2 separate regions of the Homo sapiens genome follow, and region 1 is linked to region 2. A link is an interaction called in ENCODE POLR2A ChIA-PET data of the cell type or tissue named here. Cell type or tissue: PC-9. All regions are shown on one strand. Links, peaks and the distances in the headings refer to the core of each region. The heading gives the core; the rest is flanking DNA. Region 1 holds the start of SLC47A2 (solute carrier family 47 member 2). Region 2 has its middle 11 kb from the start of RNF112.

Evidence for each region. ChIA-PET counts read pairs that join two places held together with the same protein. Peaks named below come from ENCODE experiments on the same cell type or tissue, not always from the same donor. Only the 100,000 strongest peaks of a DNase experiment are listed, where the experiment ranks them.
Region 1: POLR2A ChIA-PET joins it to region 2 with 11 read pairs; 4 of 35 experiments call an interaction of 5 or more read pairs at or near these places.

The regions. Positions count from the first base shown.
Region 1 is chr17:19,714,760-19,723,084 of GRCh38, forward strand. SLC47A2 (solute carrier family 47 member 2) reads right to left here and starts at 1,825. Exons shown (of 17, transcript NM_001099646.3): 1 at 1,674-1,825; 2 at 357-458; 3 at 1-30. The coding sequence starts at 1,796. It overlaps LOC124903948 (a long non-coding RNA gene), which reads left to right. Exons shown (of 2, transcript XR_007065659.1): 1 at 1-476; 2 at 2,615-7,669. RefSeq lists enhancers at 1,303-2,152, 2,153-3,000. In PC-9, for the core only: CTCF peaks have their summits at 4,266 (motif pointing left) and 4,470; a DNase peak (open chromatin) is centred at 4,712; H3K27ac peaks cover 2,880 bases.
Region 2 is chr17:19,396,306-19,404,630 of GRCh38, forward strand. No RefSeq gene overlaps it. Among named protein-coding and RNA genes, the nearest start is that of RNF112, 11 kb to the right of the region's middle. In PC-9, for the core only: no CTCF peak of the experiment used is centred there; DNase peaks (open chromatin) are centred at 2,076 and 2,446; H3K27ac peaks cover 1,889 bases.

The sequences.
Region 1 (8,325 bases), core at 65-8,064, 320 kb after region 2:
TCCTACAGAAACTCCGCAGACATTGACAAACTGGCGCCACACACAGGAGGAAACAAGAGCTTGTCAGGTGAGGCCTGAAGAGAGGCCCCTGCATCTGGGCTGAGCCAGGGTCAGGAAATGCTGCCCAGCAGGCAGCGGTGGCAGAGGCTCTGCTCAGCAGCCTCATGTGCTGTGTGCCCCAGGGCCAGACCGCCTCCATCTCCGGCCCTCAGGTTCCACCTGTGAAGGCAGCTGTCCAGCCACGTGGGCTGTGTCTTCCCATCCCTGACCAGCCACCCAAGACGGGCCCACCCGGGAACCCGGTGGAGAAGCCTGGGGAGAGAACGTCCCTGCTCTGGGCCAAGCTGGGTACTCACGGCCACCGCGAGGGTCACCGATGCCAGCTCCACCTTGCCCAGGTGCCCGCAGAACACAGTGCTCACGATGTAGATCATAAAAGTCAGCACCTGGAACAGGAACTGGAGGACAGCGGCCAGGTCAGACTCGGGGCCACAGGTGCCCACACAGCCGAGCCCTGCAAGACAGGCCTCTCCAGCTTTGAGGGCCCCGCACCAGTGCCCCGAGAGGTCACCTACGCCTGGGGAAGCCAGGGCTGGAGGTCGGATGACCTAGCCCAGCTCCCATTCTGCGTTCTGCAGCTGCAGTCACGCCTGGCCTCCACGTCCCTACCCAGAAGGGTCAGTGCCTGGCGCAGCGCAGTGCCTGGCGCCCTGAGCTTGACCCAAGTGTCTGATACTGCTATTGCAGTTCCTATTATAACAATAATTTGGTCAGGCCGCACACCCCCAAAAAAGGAGGGGAATTAAATACACCAAAATCTTAGTAATGGCTATTTCCAAGTACTAGGATTTGAGTTAAATTTCTTTCTTCTTTATATCTTTCATTTTTTTCTAAAAGTTTTACAGGAAGTGCAATTCCATTACTCCTTTTTGGTTTTGTTTTTTTTGTTTTTTTTTTTTTTTTTGAGACGGAGTTTCGCCCTTGTTGCCCAGGCTGGAGTGCAGTGGCGCGATCTCGGCTCACTGCAACCTACCCGTCCCGGGTTCAAGCGATTCTCTGCCTCTCTCTCCCAAGTAGCTGGAATTACAGGCGCCCGCCACCATGCCTGGTTAATTTTTGTATTTTTAGTAGAGTCGGGGGGTTCTCCATGTTGGCCGGGCTGGTCTCCAACTCCTGACCTCAGGTGATCCTCCCTGCTCGGCCTCCCAAAGTGCTGAGATAACAGGCGTGAGGCAGCACGCCCAGCCTATTCCTCTTCATGATCAGAAAAAATAAATGTATTTAAAACAATTTCCCCTTTGGAAATGAAATGGGTAGCCGGCCCCTTCTTCCCCCTGCGAAGGTGCTGCAGGCTTCATGCATCTCTGGGTCCCATTTGTCCTGGAGCCATCTTCCAACTCAGGCTTTTGTGGGTTTCCAGCTGAGGCACACCCACCCCTTCTGTGTGGGGGCTGCCTGCTGCTGAGCAAAGTCAGGCCCCACTGCCACTGGGGATTGTCCAGAGACAGCTTTCAGGAGCCATCCTGCTGTCCCCAGACTCTGGACCTGGCAGTCAACATGGGCAGTTTCTGGGGAAAATGTGAGCACATTTCTGGATCCTGCCTGCAAGGCAGACACCCTCAGCCTCTCAGCTTCCTCCACTCCCTACCTGCCCCCCAGCTCCTCCTCCTTACCAGGGGTCCAGAAAGGGCAAAGAGAGTCCACATCTCAGTCCCAAAGCCTCTGGGAACCAGCCTGCTGAGGGCAGGGCAGCAGCCCCCATGGTCCAGGGCCACTGTGTCCTGGAGGCTGTCCATTCCTGGCCGGGGCACTGGCTACCCTGCACGCCTGAGCGCCTGCACGGCCAGCTTTGTCCAGCGAGCCACCCCCTGCCTGGGCAGCCCGTGTCGGTACAGCCTGGCTGATGAGTAAGGGGCAGGAGGAGGGGCTACCATGGCAACTTGTGGGATGAGCCCTGCCTCCTAGGGCACTGAGTCCCTGCTGCCAAGCCTACTGCCTCAGCCACTAGGGAGGACAGGTTCCTGGGAGTCACCCAGACCGCTGCCTGTTGTGTCTGGTCTCCCAGAGGGATTGGCAGTAAGGCCTCAGCAGGAGAAGGTCCAGGGCTGCCTGCAGTGGCTGTGGGAGGTGTGCTGAGGCCAGGACAGGGCAGCCTGGCTGGGGCAGCTGAGCCACTGGGCGTCCTGTACCCGGGCGTGATGGTGCCCACAGTGACTCCCGTTTTTCAGAAGAATTGGTGGCCTGCCCGAAGTCACAGAGCAGGTGGTGGCAGAGCCTGAACAGCCCTCAGCCCTGCTTTTCCCTGGGAGGGGTGGCTTCCCAAGAGACAGGGGCCTGGCAAACCCCATGGCAGTGCGGTCCCTAGCCTTTCATGCTGGAGGGGCCTGGGCCTGGGCCTGGGGATAGGGATGGGAGCTAGGACACCTCGGCGGAGTCCCAAGCCCCCCACTGCCCGTCACCCCTTTCAGCAGCATATCTGAGAGCCAGGGGTGGCAGTGCTTGGGAAAGCAGCTCACTATGCACGCCAGTCACTGTGCCCAGCAAGGCTGTGACTCGACGTCCCACAGGGTCCTCTGTCACCTTCCCAAATTGCCCTCTCTGCTTTTCCTTGCAGGGATGGCCTGTGACTCCCCCCTCAACCTGCCTCAAGACCAGCAGGGCAGTGGGAACCAAGAGAGGCATCTAAGGATTGCACCGGTCACCTAGCCCAGTCCTGGATCAAGCTTTTGGGTGTGGTTCAGCCCAGGAGAAGGAGGAGTGAGCGAGGGGGGCAGGAAGACAGCAGGCAGGCTGGCCAGTGGCTGTGGGAGGGCTGAAGACATCCCAAAGGCCCCACTTGGTTCCCATGTCCACCCCTGCAGCGGAGGAGTGGCCGGCAGGATTCCGAGATGCAGCCCCCAGAGCCGCGAGGAGGAAGGAGCAGACCCTGAAGGAGAGGAGGCAGGACAAATACAAAAAAAAAAAAAGGGTTTGCTACACCCATGGGCGGCCCCAAACACAGGCACAGCCCCACCCCAGTCAACACGCAGCCTTCTTTTTTGACACAGAATTCTGAAACGCTCCACTGGATCCTCCCAGGATCACCTGGGAGGTCACATTCCTGCCCTTGTTCTGATGGTTCTTATCACAGCACTCTCCAACCTGTGCACCAAATAGTACCTTTACCACCTGCCTAGAGGAAAGAAGACATTTTATCACCATCGTGATTGTGATGATGACACCAAACAGGAGGAAGTACAGGTGAAAGCTACAGCCCTGCAGGCCAGGCTATTGCTAGTATGTCTGACTTCCCTCCTCCAACACCTTCTCCACGTCCTTCTCACCTTTGGCCAGTTCTCATGGTCAGCCTACCTCTTCCAAAAGGGCAGCCGCAAATCCTCCTGCATCCAGGGGACCTGGGCCTGGGGTCTCTGTTATGTGAAACCAGCTGCTTCCAGCTGACAGGGCCTCTGGGGAGAGCAGTCACCTGCTGGCCTTGGCCTGTCACCTCCTGTCGCAGCATTGCAGTGAGCCCTGCAGCCAGAAGCAATACTTCTTGGGAGCCCATGGCGATGGGGGTGTTCAGGGAGCCCACACGTGGAGGTATAGGCAGAAGAATCCATCTCACTCCAGGTCACTTTTAATGAGGACAGCTGGTTCCCGTGCCCCCACCAAGCTGGAAGGTGTTCAGTGCAGACGCCCCGCCATCAGCTCGGTGACATCAGGCTTTATCCAGAGCTGACCAGTGTTCAGCACTCAGCTGCACAGGACAAAGGTCGGGTCATCTTCCCGAGGGCCAGTCCTAGGCCGAGCATCTCCAAAATCCCTTCTCAGGAACATTCCCAGGATTTTTGTGATAGAAGCCAATGCATTCCTACATTTTCTTCGGGAAGACACTCTCCTCCTACACTCCTCTCAGAATTTCAATCCCCAGACCCCAGTGGGTTTGACCCTGGGGAGGAGCAAGGGCGATTACTGACTCCACTGCCATGCATTGGCCGCCCCAGGCAAAGGTGGTGCAGGCAGAGTGGGGGGTGGGGGGAAGCCACCTCCTCCAGGTGAGGGGTGTCAGAGCTCCGTGAGTCCTCCATAGTCTCCTGGCAATGCCTTCAGGCCCTCCTTTTGTGGTGGTAACTGCAGACTCAGCAGCACCGCCCTGCAGCCACCTGCAGACTCAGCTCCGAGTTGGGTTTTCCAGGATTCTGCCCCGGAACCTGAGATACTTTGAGCGGAGCTGCACATGGCCCCTGTGCGCCATCCTGTGGCTGGGGCGGGGGGAGCCTCCGAGACTTCAGCCTCTGCCCTCTCTCCAGAGCTTCCAATGCTGTCAGGAGCAACATGCCACCCTTCAGTCCTGCATCTTCTGTGGTCTCAGATACTGCACACAACAGACGGATCAGCAGCTCACTCTCAGGAACAGGGCTGCCAATCCCCTAGAATATACAAGCAAGTCCGGGCGATGCTGGACCCTTTCCCTTCTCAGCTGATCACTTGTTTCCAAGGCCCTTATTTCCTGGGGCACATGGCCTATGACATTCTCCCGATGCCAGTTGCCGTGTCAGCCACGTTCTCTGATGGAAACAGTAGAAACGAACTGGGATCATGTCAGCAGATGGAAGAAGGGAGGAAGGGGGAGAGGAGATCATTATTGCCAGGTGATACAGAAGAGGGCTGAGCCGCCAGCCTTGAGAAGGGAGACTCTGGACTCTCAGGGTGATTCAGGGAAAGGTGACTCAGCCCAAACACCTTCAGTCCCAGAGGCAAATTCCTGGAAGACTGGGGCAAGAGCCAACCTGAACAAGAATGGAGGTGGAAAGGGTGGGAAGGAGGGAAGCTGTGAGCTACCTGAAGTGGGGCAGGGGGCCCCCCAGAGGATGGGATGCTATGAAAGTGAAAACATGGCTACACACCCTGCCTCATTTATCTATTACCAGCCCCCCCAAAATTGGTGTCTTAAAACCATTATCATCTGTGTCATGAGTCTGTGCGGCGAGTTGGGTGGTCCTTCTGCCTCCCCTAGTCTAGCTGTGTCTGCAGTCACCGGGGACTGGCCCAGGCTGGCCAGTCTTCCAGGCTCATGTCCAGGCCGCGGTGGGTGCCTGCTATCAGCTGAGACTGTCAGTCGGAGCATCTCCACCTCCCCTCATAGGACCTCCTCATGCACCACGGGCATCTCAGCATAAAGTGACCTCCCCGTGCACCACAGGCATCTCAGCATGGAGCGACCTCCCAACGCACCATGGACATCTCAGCATAGAGTGACCTCCCCACGCACCATGGGCATCTCAGCATGGAGCGATCTCCCCGCGCACCACAGGCATCTCAGTATAGAGTGACCTCCCCACGCACCACGGGCATCTCAGCATAGAGTGACCTCCCCATGCACCACGGGTATCTCAGCATGGAGCGACCTCCCCGTGCACCACGGGCATCTCAGCATGGAGTGACCTCCCCACGCACCACGGGCATCTCAGCATGGAGTGACCTCCCCGTGCACCACGGGCATCTCAGCATGGAGCTGGAACAGAAGACAGGACATTCGATGGTGCAAGTGGAAGCTGCATACAGGTCAAGAGCCAGCCTGGGAGGTCCCCATGCCCCTCTGCCTCATCCTGTTGACCACAGCTAATCATGGACTCGCCCAAATTTCACAGGAGAGGGAACAGCCTCCACTTCTAGGTGGGAGTGGCCGAGAGGCCATGCCTTTAACCAGCACTCTCCTCTTCCTCCTTTCTATTCCTCCCTCTCCATTCTCTCTTCTGCTCTCTCTTGTGCCACCCGCTGTCCACACTTGGCCCCGAGCAAGGGCAAGCAGATAAAGACCCCTGAGGTCAGTGATGAGAGGACTCACGCATATCGAGGACCTCTTTGGGGAAGGAGGACCCAAAGCTACAAAATCCTAGGAATGGCAGGAGGCACGGGGAGAGGCAAGGGAGTGGAGAGTCCTGGCAAGCCCCCAGCACACACCCTGGGATTAGGGAGGCTCCCAGCCAGCAAGAGGAAGCTTGACCCAGGGGGAGCTGCTCCCCCAGCCCCAGCAGCCTCGCTGAGGCAGAGCCAAGAGGCATGTGGGCATGCCAGGAAGTCCCCCTCACTTGAGGGCTCAGCTCCTGCAGGCTCGGAGCCTGCTGGGGGCAAGGGCCAGGTCCTTGGGCCCTGCCTTCACGTGACTAATTTCCTGGAGTCCTGCCAAGTACAGTCTGGGTCCAGGGCCTCTGTTAACCTTTTCTCACTTGGTTACACCTCACTGGGCCCAAAGGTGTTGCATTTGCCCTTTGGCTCCCAGAGACATGCACCACAAGGGCTGTGGACCAATGTCCTTTCCTCTAACCCCTCTCCGCTGCCTCCTGACTGCAAAACACCCATTTCTCCCTTGGGAGGGTGGGGACTCTGGCTGATGGCTCAGCCCCACATTCAGGGCAAAGGACAGTTGGGGAGGATTGAGCTGTCCGCCCCCTGCCTCGTCCCCCAGGTCTCCCACCAGACAGTGACCAACAACTGCTAAATCCCTGAGGCGCCCCTCCTCCACTCCTCCTCAACTGTCTCATAGATTTTGGCAGCTGCCTCTCTCTCTCTGCCTCCACCTAGTACCCTCTCCCTCCATCCCTCACCCCTTCCTATCTTCCTCTCTCCCTCCTCCCGCAAGGTCTCCCTGGGCACCTTCCAGGCCCAGGTGCTGCACCCCTAGAAATGACCAGGGCTCAGTCCCTGAGCTGACATCACCCCTCCCAATCCTGCAGGCCAGGGGAGAGACAGAGCCAGCTGGCAAAGCCCTCAGCAAGTGGCGGCAAGACCCCCAGAAGACACTGCCAAGTGCTGGAAGATGGTGGGCCTTTCCATCTGGAGAAAAGCTACGATAAATAAAAATAAATATTACTCATCAATAAAAAGAAATGAGCTATCAAGCCACAAAAAGATATGGAGCAACCTCAAATGCATATTGCTAATCTAATTGGAAGAAGCCAGTCTGAAAAGGCTGCATACTGTACAATTCCAACTCTATGATATTCTGCAAAAGGCAAAACTATAGAAACAGTAAGATCAGTGGTTGCTGTGGGGGTTCGGGATGAACAGGTGGAGCACAGAGGAGTTTTAGGGCAGAGACACTATTCTGTAGGATCCTGTAATGGTGGATACCTCGCATTATTTCTGCAAACCCATAGGATGTACAACACCACTAGTGAACTCTAATGTAAATTATGGACTTTAGTTCATAATAGTGTGTCAATACTTGTTAATCAGTGGTAACAAACGTACTACTATCCTCATGCAAGATGTCAATGGGGAAACTGGTGGGGAGGTGGGGGTGGAGGTCACGAGGTCACTGCAAACTCTGTTCTTTCTGTGCAATTCTGTAAATGTAAACCTCTAAAACAGAAAGTCTATTTTTTAAAATGGTACACAAAATAATAACAACGGGGCATTTCTTGAGATCTCTAGGGAACATGTCCCCCTCTTGCCCATGCATTTCATGTTGGATCCAGAATGCAGCAGCAGCACTTTTCACAGTTGCCAAAAACTGTGGCAAGCTCAAATGTCCATGCACTGATGAAAGGAATCGCAAGATGTGGAATATCCAATAATGGAATATTATTCAGCCATAAAAAGAAATGCAGTATTGATCCACTAAAAACATGGATGAACTTTGAAAACATGATGCTATGTGAAAGCAGCCAATCACAAAAGGTCAGAAAGTGTGTGATTCCATTTCTATGAAATGTCCAGAATAGGCAAATCCATAGAGACAGAGAGTAGACGAGTGATTTCCAGAGGCTGGCAGAGAGCGGGCAGCGGGGGGTGCGGGGCACATAGGGTGACAGCTAAGCGGATATGGGGTTTCTCTGGGGGGTCATGAAAATGTTCTAAAATTGATTGTGATGCTGGTTGCACATCTCTGTGAATCTACTAAAAGCCATTGAATTGTATACTTTAAAAAGGTGCATATGGCGGCCGGGCACAGTGGCTCACACCTGTAATCCCAGCATTTTGGGAGGCCGAGGCGGGCGGATCACGAGGTCAGGAGATCCAGACCATCCTGGCTAACACCGTGAAACCCCGTCTCTACTAAAAATACAAAAAAAAAAAAAAAAAATTAGCCGGGTGTGGTGGTGGGCGCCTGTAGTCCCAGCTACTCGGGAGGCTGAGGCAGGAGAATGGCATGAACCTGGGAGGCAGAGAGCTTGCAGCGAGCCGAGATCGTGCTACTGCACTCCAGCCTGGGCGACAGAGTGAGACTCTGTCTCAAAAAAAAAAAAAGGTGCATATGGCATGTGACTTTTATCTGAATGAAGCTATTTATAGGTGTGGGGGGAGGGATGCTGTAAGCTCTTTACACACCAAGGTTAT
Region 2 (8,325 bases), core at 237-8,236:
GCCTCCCGGGTTCACACCATTCTCCTGCCTCAGCCTCCTGAGTAGCCAGGACTACAGGCACCTGCCATCACGCCCAGCTAATTTTTTGTATTTTTAGTAGAGACGGGGTTTCACCATGTTGGGGTTTCACCGTGTTAGCCAGGATGGTCTCGATCTCCTGACCTCATGATCCGTCTGCCTCGGCCTCCCAAAGTGCTGGGATTACAGGCGTGAGCCACCGAGCCCGGCTTGCTCACCTTTTTAATCTGTTGTTGGCTTATGTCTCTTGTCAAATTTGGGGAGTTTTCAGCCATTATTGATTTGAGTACTTCTTTTTGCCTCACACTCCTTCTTTCCTCTAAGGACTCCAGTGACACAAATGTTAGATCTTTGTTGTACGATAGTTCCCCAGGTCCATGAGTCTGTTCATATTTTTTCCAGTCTTTTTTCTCTCTTTTGTCAGATTAGGTAGCTCTATTGTTTTGTCTTGGAATTCACTGATTGTTCCCTCTGTCCTCTCCATTCTGCTCTTGAGCCCATCCACTGAGGTTTTTATTTTGATTATTGTATTTTTTGGTTTTAAAGTTTCCATTTGGTTCTTTATAGCTCCTTCTTTTTTTTTTCTTTTACTTTTCTTTCTTTTTTTTTTTTTGCTGAGGCTTTCTATGTTTTCATTTGTTTCAAGTGTGTTTGCAGTTGCTCATTGAAGCATTTTATCACAGCCATTTTAAACCTTTGTCAGCTAATCCTGACATCCCAGTCATCTCAGTGTTGGCATCTATCAGTTATCCTTTGTCATTCAGTTTGAGATTTGCTGGTTCTTTATATGATTAATACTTTTTGATTGAAACGTGGACATTTTGTATTATGTTATGAAACGCTGGGTCTTATTTAAACCTGTTTTTTGTTTGTTTGTTTGTTTGTTTTTTTGAGACTGAGTCTTGCTCTGTCACCCAGGCTGGAGTGCAGTGGCGTAATCTTGGCTCACTGCAACCTCCACCTCCCAGGTTCAAACGATTCTCCTGCCTCAGCCTCCCAAGTAGTTGGGACTACAGGGACATGCTACCATGCCTGGCTAAATTTTGTATTTTTATTAGGTTGGTGCAAAAGTAATTGTGACTTTGCCATTAATGGCAAAAACACTTACTTTTGCATCAACCTGATAGTAGAGATGGGCTTTCACCATGTTGCCCAGGCTGGTCCGGAACTCCTGGCCTCAAGTGATTCACCCACCTTGACTTCCCTAAGTGTTGGGATTACAGGTGTTGGCCACCACACCCAGCCTAAACTTGTTTTAGCTGGCCTCTGACACCCCTCTGGCCGGGAAAGGGGTGGCACTGCCTCAGTACCGCCAGGTGGGGGTAGAAGTCCAGGTTCCTCAGTTTGCTTCTGTTGACACTTAAGAGGGGGATTCCCTGTTACTGTTGGACAGGGTGCAAGTTTCAGCTCCCCACGTGGTCTCCACTAACACTGCAAGGTCAGGGAGAGCACCTGTAATGGCTGGGATGCAAGTCCTGGCTCCTACTTGGCCTTCTCTGTTACCACCCAGCTGGGGATGTTGGGACCCCTCGTTACTGCCTAGTCAGGAGGAGGTCTAGTCTCCCCATTCAGCCTTTGTGGCATGGGTGGGTGGAGCTGCATACTTTCCTGTGGCGTTTGGCTGCAGTAGGGTATTTATTGCCTAGGAATTTTCTGTCTTGCCAGGCCGCCCTTTTCCTGGTCCTTTGGCTACAGATAGCAGGTTTTGTTGAGGGTTTTTTTTTGTAGTGGCTGTTGGCATTTCCAGACTGCCAGCTTCTCCAGTACCCATTCTGGGATAATGAGACAAAAAGAAAGCCTAGGAGAGTCGCCACTGTCCTCAGTCCTGATGTCCCTGGCCCGCCTGCCTTCTTTTCTCCACCTTTCAGAGTCTTCTCATGTTTGTCTTGTACGTGATGTCCCAGGTTTTTAGTTGTACTTAGCAGGAAGTACAGGAAAAAATATACCTACTCCATCTTCCCACAAGTGGAAGTTCCTTAAAAAGAATTATGAGGCCTAAGTTACATAGAGTGACGTAGACCAGTATTTACAAATGTGTACCTGGGAACTACCACCCAGATTCCTAGCACCACAGCAGGCTTCCTGTGAGGAGTGACACATTTTTATTTGCATCTGTAAAAAATTGGGCTGGCTGCCAGGTGGAAAATGGATTGGTGGGAGGCAGGGGAGGGACTGATGGCCTGAGTGTTCTCAGACACCATCATCTGTCCCTGATGGCTCCTGTGGGTGGGGTGGGGTGGCCTGGGCTCCATGGGTCACCACCCTCCTCTTTGGCACTGGGTCATCAGTCAGGGTCAAGCAGTCCAGGGCTGCCTGATGTGGGTGGGGAACCTCTGCTCTTTCTGGCATCAGACTCATTGTCAGGAAGCAGAAGCACATTTCAGTTTTTGTACACCCTCTTTCCTGACCTCTGGGGTCAGCTGTTAATTTCCTGTTGCCTAACTGTACTCCACATTCATTTTGTCAGCAAACATGCTGTATTATGGATTGCTAAGGACATGACTGCTGTGGCTGCTTTGCTCTGCCCGGCCCTGGATTATGGTGTTGTGATAGGGAGAGCAAATGGGGTTAGAGAGAGAGGAAGAAGAAATACCATGTGTCTGCAAGAGAAAGAGACAGAGAGAAACAAATGGTAGAGACTAGATAGGAGATAGGCTTGGCTGCAGGTCACTTGGATAGCCTCAGTTTCCTCATCTGTAAAATGGAGCCAATATTTTCACCTTTAGAGAAATGTGGGGAGGATGGGAGATTCTGTTGTTACAAGGACTCAGCATATAGTAGGAGCCCAGTAAATAGACATGATCATTATTATCATTGTAATAAACTAATGGAAAACTGTACTTCTTTATCCATTGGATGTCTGTTCTCAGGCCTACTGTGTAAAAAGCCCTTCTTCTGTAAGAATCTCTTGGATTTTCCTTTGACAAAGAAAAAGAGGCGAGGTCTTGTGGGGGTTGGTCTGAGATCCAAGATGGGGCAGGACTGATGCTTGGGGACATCTGGGCACACTGAGGTAAGTGGCCCAGACTTGCTTCCAAGGCTGATTAACAGGGTAGCATTGGCCGGGCCCGGTGGCTCATGCCTGTAATCCCAACACTTTGGGAGGCCGAGGCGGGCGGATCACAAGGTCAGGAGTTCGAGACCATCCTGGCCAACATAGTAAAACCCCGTCTCCACTAAAAACACAAAAATTAGCTGGGTGTGGTGGTGTGTGCCTGTAATCCCAGCTACTTGGGAGGCTGAGGCAGGAGAATCATTTGAACCAGAGGGTCGGAGGTTGCAGTGAGCCAAGATGGTGCCACTGCACTCTAGCCTGGCAACAGAGCAAGCTCCGTCTCAAAAAAAAAAACAAAAAAACAAAAAACCAGGCTAGCATTTATTGAGCACCTACTATTCACCAGGCTTTCTGCACTGACCCTACATGGGAGTAATTGTATCTTCAGTTTTACCACTGAGGAAACTGAGCTTGAGTGAGAGAAGTGACTTTGCCTAGTGAGTTGAGTGGAACCAGTATTTGAACCAAGGCCTGTTTGGTGCCACAGCCTGGGTGCTGCCCAGAACGCACATAACCTTGCCAGTCAGGTTGAAGGATGGCATAGGTCAGTGGGCCAACAGAGGCTTACATGCAGAGGCCTGGACTGCAGCAGGCCTCTGGCTCCATTGTCTGCCTATCAAACCAGCTGCATGGGGCTGCCTCTTACTCCAGAGGGGTCTATGGGTCCTGGATCCAGTTGGGCATAGTCTGTGGAGGGAAGTTTGCTCCACAAGGGCCAGCTGGCCACATCTGTCAACTTCCTGGCTGACTGCCTGGATACTCCAGTCCCAGGGTCCTAATGGGCAGTATGCAAGTTGGAATGGGGGTGGTACAGCAGAGGAGAGGGGTCTGGAGCCTGGTCTCGATTCTGACTTGGAGCAGGGGAGATGATACCTAATGGTAGGTTGGCTGCCAGCAGCCAGGGACTGCTAGCCAGTGTGGACATCCAGAAGGGTGCTCAAGGTGTCTTCTAACTTGACTCTTATGACTTCCTTCTCCCCTGTTGTCCTCATCAGCTAGTGCCTCCCAACTTGTATGTCCTGCTTCGAACCTGCCTCTGAAGCCCACCTTCCTTCCTGTCCTCACCCTCCCACCCTCACCCCACCCCTTGTGCCCCATGCTTCATAGCTCTGGAGAGGCAGCCCATATTTGAATTTTGTCTTTCCCACTTTTTTCAATAAATCCAGCAAATGTTTGTTGGGCTACCCCAGGCCTGACTGTTTTCACTGTTAAAGCTTCAAATGAGATATTGGTATGAGGTTTGGGGAAGTAATTTAACTTCTCCAATTCTCTGTTTTCTCATCTATAAAATTGTGTGTGTGTGGGGTAGTGGGCGGCTTATATCCACCTCAAGGGTTGTGAGGGTTAAAAAGATGGGGCTCCAGTTATTTGGGCTTGGTGGCAGGCACCTGTAATCCCAGCTATTTGGGAGGCTGAGGCAGGAGAATTGCTTGAACCTGCGAATCAGAGGTTGCAGTAAGCCAAGATAGTGCCACTGCACTCCAGCCTGGCGACAGAGCAAGACTCCATCTCAAAAAAATAAAATAAAATTGGCCGGGTGCGGTGGTTCACACCTGTAATCCCAGCACTTTGGGAGGCTGAGGCGGGTGGATCACGAGATCAGGAGTTCGAGACCAGCCTGTCCAACGTGGTGAAACCCCATGTCTACTAAAAATACAAAAATTAGCTGGGCGTGGTGGTGCGCGCCTGTAATCCCAGCTACTCAGGAGGCTAAGGCAGGAGAATCACTTGAATCCGGGAGGCGGAGGTTGCAGTGAGCCAAGATCCTGCCACTGCACTCCAGCCTGGGTGACAGAGCGAGACTCCATCTCAAAAAATAAAAATAAAAAATAAATAAATAAATAAAATAAAAATAAAGTAAAGCTGTTTTTGACATGGCAGATAGATAACTGAAAAACTCCCTGCATAAGAGACAAAAATCATCCTTTAACATTTGTAGCCAAAATCAGCAAAGATCAATATGTATGATTTTGCTCTGTGTTGGTGAAGATATCCTTAAATTATACTTACCCAAGTGGAAACGGGGTAAGAATAGTAATATGTGCTACAGTGCTATTTGTTATAGCAAAATGTTAGCAATGCTCTAGATGTCTGTCACTAGAGGCCTAGCTCGAGGATGTTGTCAGTACTCAAAAGCGCCTAATGCAAAGTGGCTGTTGAAAGTAGCAAGGTGTCTCCTCCAGTCTGTCCCGGTGGACGCTCAGAATAATGGTTCAAGAACACAAATCTGTTCACATGTATCCCTGCTTAAAATAGTTTATGGCTCCACTGACATGCAGCAAAAATCCAAAAATCTGCCACATGGCCCTCCATCATCTGTTCCCTGCTGACTGACCTTGGTCCCCTTACCCTGCCTCTATCCTTCCTTCTTGCCAGCCCTCACCCTGTGCTCCAGCCGCACCCACACTGAACCTGCCCTGCCAACTCACTGCCAGGCCTTTGCACGTGCTGTCCCCTGTGTCTGGAGTCCCAGCCCTCAACAACGTTTACCCTGCTAACTCCCTTATCCTGCAAGACTGAGCCTTGCTGACTCCCAAGTCTGAGTGAGGGGCTTCCTCCAGGCTCCCACATTTCCCTGGGCAGCTCCTATACAGCAAGGGATGTGCTGCAAGGCAGCTGCTTCCTTGTTTGCACATAGTCTTTGAGCTCCTCAGGGCAGGGACCTGTCAAAAGACAAAATGACAATAAATTTAGTTTAAAGACCTAATTGGCTTTTATTTGAAATTTTAGAATTGGGCAACACCTCATTCTTATAAAACAGAATGATTATTTGACGAGCTGAACAGAGGAGATTGGCTTTACAGGCAAAAAGGGCTGAAGTAAGCAGACAGAACAAAAAGCAGACTGATTTCAAAGTTACTTTCCTTGTAAAAGTTAAAGCAGAGGGGACTTCCTATCATGCTGGCTAAAAGTGGCCTGTTTGGGGATTTGGCTATTATCTCTTTGTGTCCTGATTTCTTGGAAGATCAGATAAACAATTTAGTTTTGGCTTTGTAGCATGGAACTTCAGCATGAGTGAATCCTTTTTGGTTTGATCTGTTGGAGCTTATCCAGGAGCTCAATCCAGACCAATAACCTCCTATAAATCTTATTTAACAGACCACATCTTGTTATTTGTTGTAGTCTCTGCATCCAGCATCACTCTGGGTACATGCTTGGTACATCGGAGGCATTTCATAAGTTTGAAGAGCAAAGGGGAGGAGAGAGAAGGATGAGGAAGGGTTCCCTGTAGAAACTCTGAGCCAACCTGGGCCTGGGTGATGGGTTTCATGAAGGCAGGCAGAGACTGGCAAGGGTGTTCAAGGCAAGGAGAGTGGCTGGGGCAAAGGTGTGGAGGTGTGAATGTTGGGAGACCACAGCACACAGCAGGCCAGAAAGGAGGGGACGGCCCGGGATTGGGAGTCAGGGCATTTTATTTCTTCCAGGGCTGTCATTGGAAGGTTTCCTTAGCTCTCTAAACCTCAGTTTCCTCATTCAGAAAGCAGGGCTAATAGTCACTGTATTATGAGAATCAGTTGAGGTAGTAGGGCACATAACAACACATTGTGAGCCCTAAATTGCTAAGCAAATGTTGGATAATTGTACTATTATTAGTTGTTTCAGGATGCCTAGTACCAGATTGATGATGGGGGGCTTCAGAAGTAAAGCTGGGGAGCTCTGACTTCCTTCCAGCTGCTGATAGGAAGGCCTGGCCTTTGATGCTCACACAAGGGGACCTGGCACAGACACAGCTGTGGCGAGAGCAAGGAGGGCCACTGGGCCTGGGGGACAGGAGGAGGGCAGCCACAGGGAGCAGATGCTGCTGCACCTTGGGGCCAGGGTCAGGACCCGGATGGGGAAGGCAGCCATGTTGGCATGGACACCAGCTCACTACAGCCAGCAGCACCCAGAGGCCATTGGTTCAGCAGGACAGCAGGTGTCCCAAGCCCTGCAAGAAAGCAACGTACAGGCATGGACTAAGGGATGACACCAAGGGAGGGCTTACACACCTCTCTGTGACTGGCCCATCACCCTTACCTCTCCTCGCTTCACATGCTGCATTCCAGGTGAGCTGTTTATCTTGCAGCTCTGTGTCTTTGCATGGGCTGGTCTCTTTGCCGCACATGTTGTTTGCCTGTCCCCATTCCTTTGCCTGTCCACCTCATATTCATCCTTCAGATGCAGCTTTTGTGGGAAGCCTTCCTAGGTGCCCAGGTCTGAGCAAGGTGCCTTTGCTTGTTCCTCGTGCATCTCCCCTCACTCTACCTAATCAGAGAACTTACCACCCCGTACTTGTTTATTTTCCTTTCTGTCTCCCCAGTAGACTGGAAGCACCCTGAGGGCTCATCAGTCTACTCCCAGAGCCTAGTATGATGTCTGGTGTATTGCTCAATAAATGTTTGTAACATGGACAGATGGATGAATCCATGCATGGATGGATAAGTGTAAGAGTAGATGGTGGATGAGTAGATACACAGATAGTGGAGGAGTGATGGATGAAAAGATGTGTGTATGTGTGGGTGGATGGATGGAGCAAATCATGCATGTGTGCATGCGTGGATTGGTAGTTGGAGAATGGATGGATGAAAGAATATAAGAAATGAGGTCAGGTGTGGTGGCTCATATCTATAATCCCAGCACTTTGGGAGGTGGAGGTGGGCAGATGACTTGAGGTCAGAAGTTCAAGACCAGCCTGGCCAACATGGTGAAAACCCATCTCTACTAAAAATACAAAAGTTTCTACTAAAAATACAAAAAAATTAGCCGGGTGTGGTGGCGCACAGTTGTAATCCCAGGTACCCGGGAGGCTGAGGCAGGAGAATTGCCTGAACCCAGGAGATGGAGGTTGCAGTGAGCCGAGATTGTGCCACTGCACTCCCGCCTGGGTGATAGAGCAAGACTCTGTCTGAAAAAAAAAAAAAAAAAGAAAAAAAGAAAGAAATGAATGGTGGATACATAGATGAATTAATGGATGGATAATGAGTGCATGGGTGATTGAGTGAGTGGATGGATAAATAGGTAGATAATGCATTTATCTTGATGGATAAATAGGTAGATAATCAGTGCATGCATGGATAGATGGTTGGAGGAATGGAGAATGAATGAATGCATGGGTGGGTGAGTGGGCAGAAGATAAACAAGATGGTGACTGTGTCTTCCAAAGTTCAAGTGCTGGAAACTTAATCCTCAATGCAATGGTTTGAGAGATGGGACCTTTAAGAGGTGATTAAAGGTCACCTCAGGAATGGATTAATGCTGTCACCTCGGGAATG